2 separate regions of the Homo sapiens genome follow, and region 1 is linked to region 2. Evidence: chromatin loops called from intact Hi-C (ENCODE). Cell type or tissue: K562. All regions are shown on one strand. Each heading gives the region's core, and the rest is flanking DNA. Links, peaks and the distances in the headings are about the cores only.

Region 1 (2,904 bases), core at 238-2,737, 270 kb before region 2:
ATCTCAAACTCCTGACCTCAGGTGATCTGCCCGCCTCGGCCTCCCAAAGTGCTGGGATTACAGGCATAAGCCACCGCGCCCAGCCCTACTTTGCAATAATTTCTTTATATTTCTATCTCCTCCACCAGATGGGTTGTTCTCAAGGCAGAATCTAGGAATGTCCATTTCTGTATCCCTAGTACCAAATGCATAATAGATGCCAGAGAGATGTTTGTTGCCTGGGCAAATGTTGAGGGTTGAAATGTTTAGGGAAATGGCATTTGGTGTGAATGGAAAGGAAAGTTGGGGCAATCAGGAAGGGCCTTGCTAAGGAATTTAGGTTTTTTTGCATTTTATCTAGAAAGTATTGGAAGCTATTTGGCGGGATTTTAGATTTTAAGAAAGGGATTAAGATCAGACTGTTAATGTTCTATGCCCCCCACAACTTCTGCCACCAAAGAGACTGTCCACTCTTTGAGGGTAGAGACCATGTCTATGTTGTCACCGCTGTACCCCCAGGGCCTAGCTCAGTTGTTGTTGACTTGATAACCACTTGCTGAATGGCAGAGTGAGTGGATGTAGGAATGAGGGGCTCCCTATCTGCAGTGTGGAGGATGAGATGCAGGGAGACTAGTGCTAACCCAGAGAATGCCAATGGTGGTCTGAACTGTGGGTTCAAGAGTACTTAAGGCCGGGCGCAGTGGCTCACACCTGTAATCCCAGCACTTTGGGAAGCCGAGGCAGCAGATCACTTGAGGCCAGGAGTTTGAGACCAGCCTGGCCAACATGGTAAAATCCTGTCTCTACTAAAAGTACAAAAAAATGAGCCGGGCATGGTAGTGCATGCCTGTAGTCCTGTCTACTCGGGAGGCTGAGGCAGGAGAATTGCTTGAACCCAGGAGGCAGAGGTTGCAGTGAGCCGAAATTGCACCACTGCACTCCAGCCTGGGTGACAGATTGAGACCCTGTCTCAAAAAAAAAAAAAGAGTGCTTGGGAATCAGAATCTGCAGGACTTGGTGGATGAGATGAGGGCAGAGGAGTCAGGGATGATCCTGGTTCTCTGACTTGACCTGCTGGGTTGTTGGAGGAATGCTTGCCTGAGTCAGGGAGGGGTCCCACAGGAGGAGCATGCTGGGTTATCAAGCATCCAGAGACTTCCCTGACGGCTCCCCCTTCCCATTCTCCAGCCAGCAGCCCACACGCTTCAGTAACCGCTGCCTGCAGATGATTGGTCGCTGTTGGCCCCACCTGCGGGCCCTGGGGGTCGGGGGTGCCGGCTGTGGGGTGCAGGGCCTGGCATCACTCGGTGAGTCTTTCCTTGGACTGGGGTGGTGGGTAGTGGGAAGCAGGCATGGGTGCAGTGCTGCCTTGTGAAATCCCACAGGGGCTTGGGGCTGCAGCCTGGGTGGTGGCAGGTGGCAGGGTGGTAGCCAGGGTGCTGGCTGCAGGGGTGACCTGGGGAGTGTGTCAGCAGGATCCCCCTTCTTCCTCTTCCTAGCGAGAAACTGCATGCGGCTGCAGGTCCTGGAGCTTGACCACGTGTCAGAGATCACCCAGGAGGTGGCAGCAGAGGTCTGCCGGGAAGGCCTGAAGGGACTGGAGATGCTGGTGCTCACGGCGACTCCCGTCACCCCTAAGGCCCTACTGCACTTCAACAGTGAGCACTGGGGGAATGAGGGGCAGGGTACGACTATCACCTGCCACGGGGCCCTGTCAGCAGGTATCCTAACTATCACTGGGGCAGATGGATCAGAGTCTCCAGCCAAGGGCAGAGGCAGGGGGACAGGTTAAGAGCACTGGTTCTAGAGCCTGACTGACCTAGGTCCCAGGTCTGGCTCTGCTACTTATTAGCTGAGTGATGTTGGGCAAGTTACTATACCTCTCTGAGTCCTGTATTCCCATCTTCTAAGCTGACTTTCTAGGATGGGTGAGAGGATTAAATGAGATGATATATGGAAGCCCCCCCAAGGACAGTTCTCAGGGTGAAGACTCCTCTCTCCCTGGACTCCAGATCATACCTCCTTGGCTTCCACACCTTTCTCAAACCACCCACTCCACTCTCAGTCACTACTCCACCTGCACTGAGGACCTGGCACCCAGTGTGGGCTGCTCCTGCCCAAGGAGACCACCAGCCAGGACCCTTTGGCTCCTGAGAGGACCCCATGCCAACTGCGCCAAGGTGCCTTGACCCTCTTTCCAAGACCTTCCTCCCCCTTCAGCCACATGGGATACCCTGGACTTTACCACCAGAACTAACTGCTCAGCCTCCAGAATCATGACCTCCAGGCCCTTCTCAGTCGCCTGATCTTCCTCTACCTCCCCCGACTTCACGACATATCCAGTCCCTGAAGCCCTCTGTCCCCAAGTATTTGCCCCACCTCCCCCTCCTTTGTGCTTCAGCCTGGATCCACGAGCCCCACCTCAGCCACTCTGTTCCTTGCCATTCATCCCCAAATGCCCAGACCATGGTATAGCTGCCCCCTGTGTCAGGGAAGTTCCTAGAGGCTTTGGACAGCTGGTGGCTGCCCACTCACCCTCCCAGAGGCCAATGCAGCCTCTCCTGTGCCTCAGCCCCATCTACCTCTCCCCGCATCCGGTCGCCAGCCCCCAGGTGGCATGAGTCTGCTCTCCTCTGTCGTGTTCCCGGTAGCTGGCACCTGATTGTCTGATTTCATTAATTAGTGAGAGGAGAGGAGGCAGCTCCACAGCCCAGGCCAAACACGCCCCTACTTTGCTCACCTTTTCTCAGGCATCTGCCGGAACCTCAAGTCCATTGTGGTCCAGATTGGGATTGCGGATTATTTCAAAGAGCCCAGCAGCCCTGAGGCCCAGAAGCTGTTTGAGGACATGGTGACAAAACTCCAGGTGAGGGGTCAGCTCTGAGGCTGTCCAAGACCCCAAGTGGCATCCCTAGACTGGGGCTG
Region 2 (2,904 bases), core at 101-2,600:
TTTGTCACCAGTAGAAATCACAGATGTTTTCATGGCACATTACAGTTGTTACAGAGGTCTTAAAATATTATTTATGCTCAACACTAATTCATATTTTCTTTCTTTTTTCTTTTTCTTTGTTTTTCTTTGAGTCAGAGTTTCACTCTTGTCACTCAGGCTGGAGTATGGTGGTGCAATCTCGGCTCACTGCAACCTCCACCTCCCAGCTTCAAGCAATTCTCCTGCCTCAGGCTCCCAAGTAGCTGGGATTACAGGCATGCGCCACCATGCCCATCTAATTTTGCATTTTTAGTAGAGATGGGGTTTCACCATGTTGGCCAGGCTGGTCTCGAACTCCTAACCTCATGATCCACCTGCCTCACCCTCCCAAAGTGCTGGGATTACAGACGTGAGCCACCATGCCCGGTCACTAATTCATATTTAATACATCAACTGATAGATCTTGTTTTTAATTCATTAGTTAAAAAGCACATCTAGGCTGGGTGTGGTAGCTCATGCCTGTAATCCCAGCACTTTGGGAGGCCGAGGTAGGCGGATCATGAGGTCAGGAGATCAAGACCATCCTTGCCAACATGGTGAAACCCCATCTCTACTAAACATAGAAAAATTAGCTGGGTGTGGTGGTGCATGCCTGTAATCCCAGCTACTCAGGCCGAGGCAGGAGAATGGCTTGAACCAGGGAGTTGGAGGTTGCAGTGAGCCAAGATCACGCACTCCAGCCTGGTGACAGAGTGAGACTCCGTCTCAAAAACAAAACAAAACAAAAAAAACCCCAAAAAACATCTATTACTATATCACAATATTTTGGTAATTTCAGGATGATCCCTTTGTGATCCTATGTGTTTTGTTTTATGCATTTAGAAACATTATTCTGAGAGGGGTCCATAGGCCTCACTAGACTACCAGAGTGGTTCGTGGTACAAAAGAAGCCTGCAAGCTTCTGCTAGTCTAGGTTTCAAGCCTTTGGGTATTGTGAGCCTCTAGGTTTCAGAGGCCTTGGCTCTACGCAGGTGATTGTGGGCGCACAGGTATATGTGGAGGGGATTTCAGCTGCGTCTTTGCTGAACTTGGAGTCTATGAGCTCACCATAGATGCCCCAGGCTGGGGCCCTGGAGATGCCACAAAACTCTGCTTGGCCCTTAAGAAGCCTACACCTTGTTTGGGGAGAAGGGCAAAATAGTGGAAGGAGTTTTTAAAACTAAAAAGAAATAAACAGTATTGAGAGCAGTGTAAGGCAGTGCATAGCTGTCAAAAGAGAAGGATAAACCAGTCCTTGAACCATAACAGCAGAGCTCCCCATCTGTGCCAAAGGACAACGATGGGGACAGGCCAGCACAGGGCATGAGGACTCGTGACCTCTGTGGTACCAAGGCACCATCTGAAGAGCTGGAGTCAGACCCAGGCTCATGGTCCTGACCCTGATCGTCATCTACAGGGCCCTGCTTCTCCATCTGTAAAAGGCGGGTACCAGTACCCACCTTCCTACAGCCCAGAGCTCTGGGAGGAGCAAGTGAGGCCACAAACCAGTTTCCACTGAGAGGAGGGTGCTTTGAAGCACCTGCAAAGCCCTGTGAGAGGGTGAGAGGTCATTGCTGGGCAGCCCCACCTCTGGATGACCCAGAGACTAATGAATTCCGAGAACCAGCCACCTGGCTCAGCCTCAGCCAGCCCAGATAATTGCTATAGCAACTCCACACTTTTAATGAACTTTCAGCTATTTCTGTCGTGGGCCATTAATGGAATAACCCTTTAGATCTGACTTCGTTAAGGGGCCTAATAAAGCAAACACGGCTGCCCAACTGGTGTTCCCGGCCATTCAGCTGCAGGGTCAGATGCAGCCTGAGAAGGGGCAGCGCTCTGCTGCACTGGGCTGGATCTGGGATTCGGCCAAGATGTAATCTGTCCCTAGCCAAGCTTTAGATAAGAACTTTGCCGGGGGCCCATTCCAGCCCTACTGGCCATCTTGCTGTGTCACCTTGAGGTGGTCTTAACCTCTCTGGGACTCTTTCAGGAGGAGAGTCCCTGCTTTGGGTCTGAGACTTTCTGACCTGCCCCTCTTCAGACTCCAGTGTAATTCCCCTCCCCTCTTCTTTTTGGGAATGAGGCTTCAGCCGCTCACACAGGTGCAGCCACTGTTGTCTTGAGATCCTGAACATCCCTCACGGGTTGCATAATGTGGTTTAAGCCCTGACAGTCCTTGCTTGCGGGATCCAGGGAGAGGCAGGCCCTTTGTGGCTTCTTCCTCTGGCCTGGCTGCTGAGTCCTGGCTGGGTACCTGCCTGCCTTCTGCCCCAGCCCCAGTCTCCCCTCCCACCCCCCCACAGGCTTCCATCTCTCTAGTCCCTATGTCCATCGCTCTCATCTGCAAGTGGACACTTGCGGACTGCCCTAGTCCATGCTGACACAGTTTTGAGATGATTAGGTGTGGCCCTTTCCCACCAGGGACTCAAAAGCCCCCTGGTCCTCTCAGGCCACCGTCCAGTCCCTGTACTTGGCCTCTCTTCACCTTATCCCCAGGTACCCCTGGCCAGAGTATCCCTAAGCTGCACCAGGTGCTGGCAGGGCCTAGGTCCTGCCCGGGGTTCACTGCAGGTCTCCGAGGTAGGCTAGGCCAGACCTGGCTGGGCCACTGTTAAAGGTGACCAAGAAGCTGGCTCAGGCTGTGCTTGACCTTGTGGAGGGTCCCCTGTCCCTTTAGGCTGCTTGCAGAGACAGGACTCACTGAGCAGTGACTGCACATGGGAAGGAGGTTGGGGAAAGTGGCAGTGATCATATTTAAGCTCTGTTGTTGGGATGTGAGTGGAGTGGAAGGGGGTCTTCAGGGTGATGGGGGTCCTGAAGAGGCTTGTGCCCTGTGGTCAGAGGCCGCATCCAGGCTCTCACACTTCTGAGCAGGTTGGGAAC

What was found. Hi-C counts contacts between places; a loop is a spot of excess contacts. Peaks named below come from ENCODE experiments on the same cell type or tissue, not always from the same donor. Only the 100,000 strongest peaks of a DNase experiment are listed, where the experiment ranks them.
Region 1: it touches region 2 in a loop (2.9-fold over the local background); 2 of 110 quality-filtered maps call a loop at or near these places.

Annotation. Positions count from the first base shown.
Region 1 is chr2:73,259,122-73,262,025 of GRCh38, reverse strand. It overlaps FBXO41 (F-box protein 41), which reads left to right. Exons shown (of 13, transcript NM_001371389.2): 10 at 1,168-1,286; 11 at 1,479-1,637; 12 at 2,730-2,845. Among named protein-coding and RNA genes, the nearest start is that of FBXO41, 24 kb to the left of the region's middle. In K562, for the core only: a CTCF peak has its summit at 1,541 (motif pointing right); a DNase peak (open chromatin) is centred at 1,545.
Region 2 is chr2:72,984,980-72,987,883 of GRCh38, reverse strand. The region is part of intron 10 of SFXN5 (sideroflexin 5); the gene reads left to right. Among named protein-coding and RNA genes, the nearest start is that of EMX1, 69 kb to the right of the region's middle. In K562, for the core only: no CTCF peak of the experiment used is centred there; a DNase peak (open chromatin) is centred at 1,623.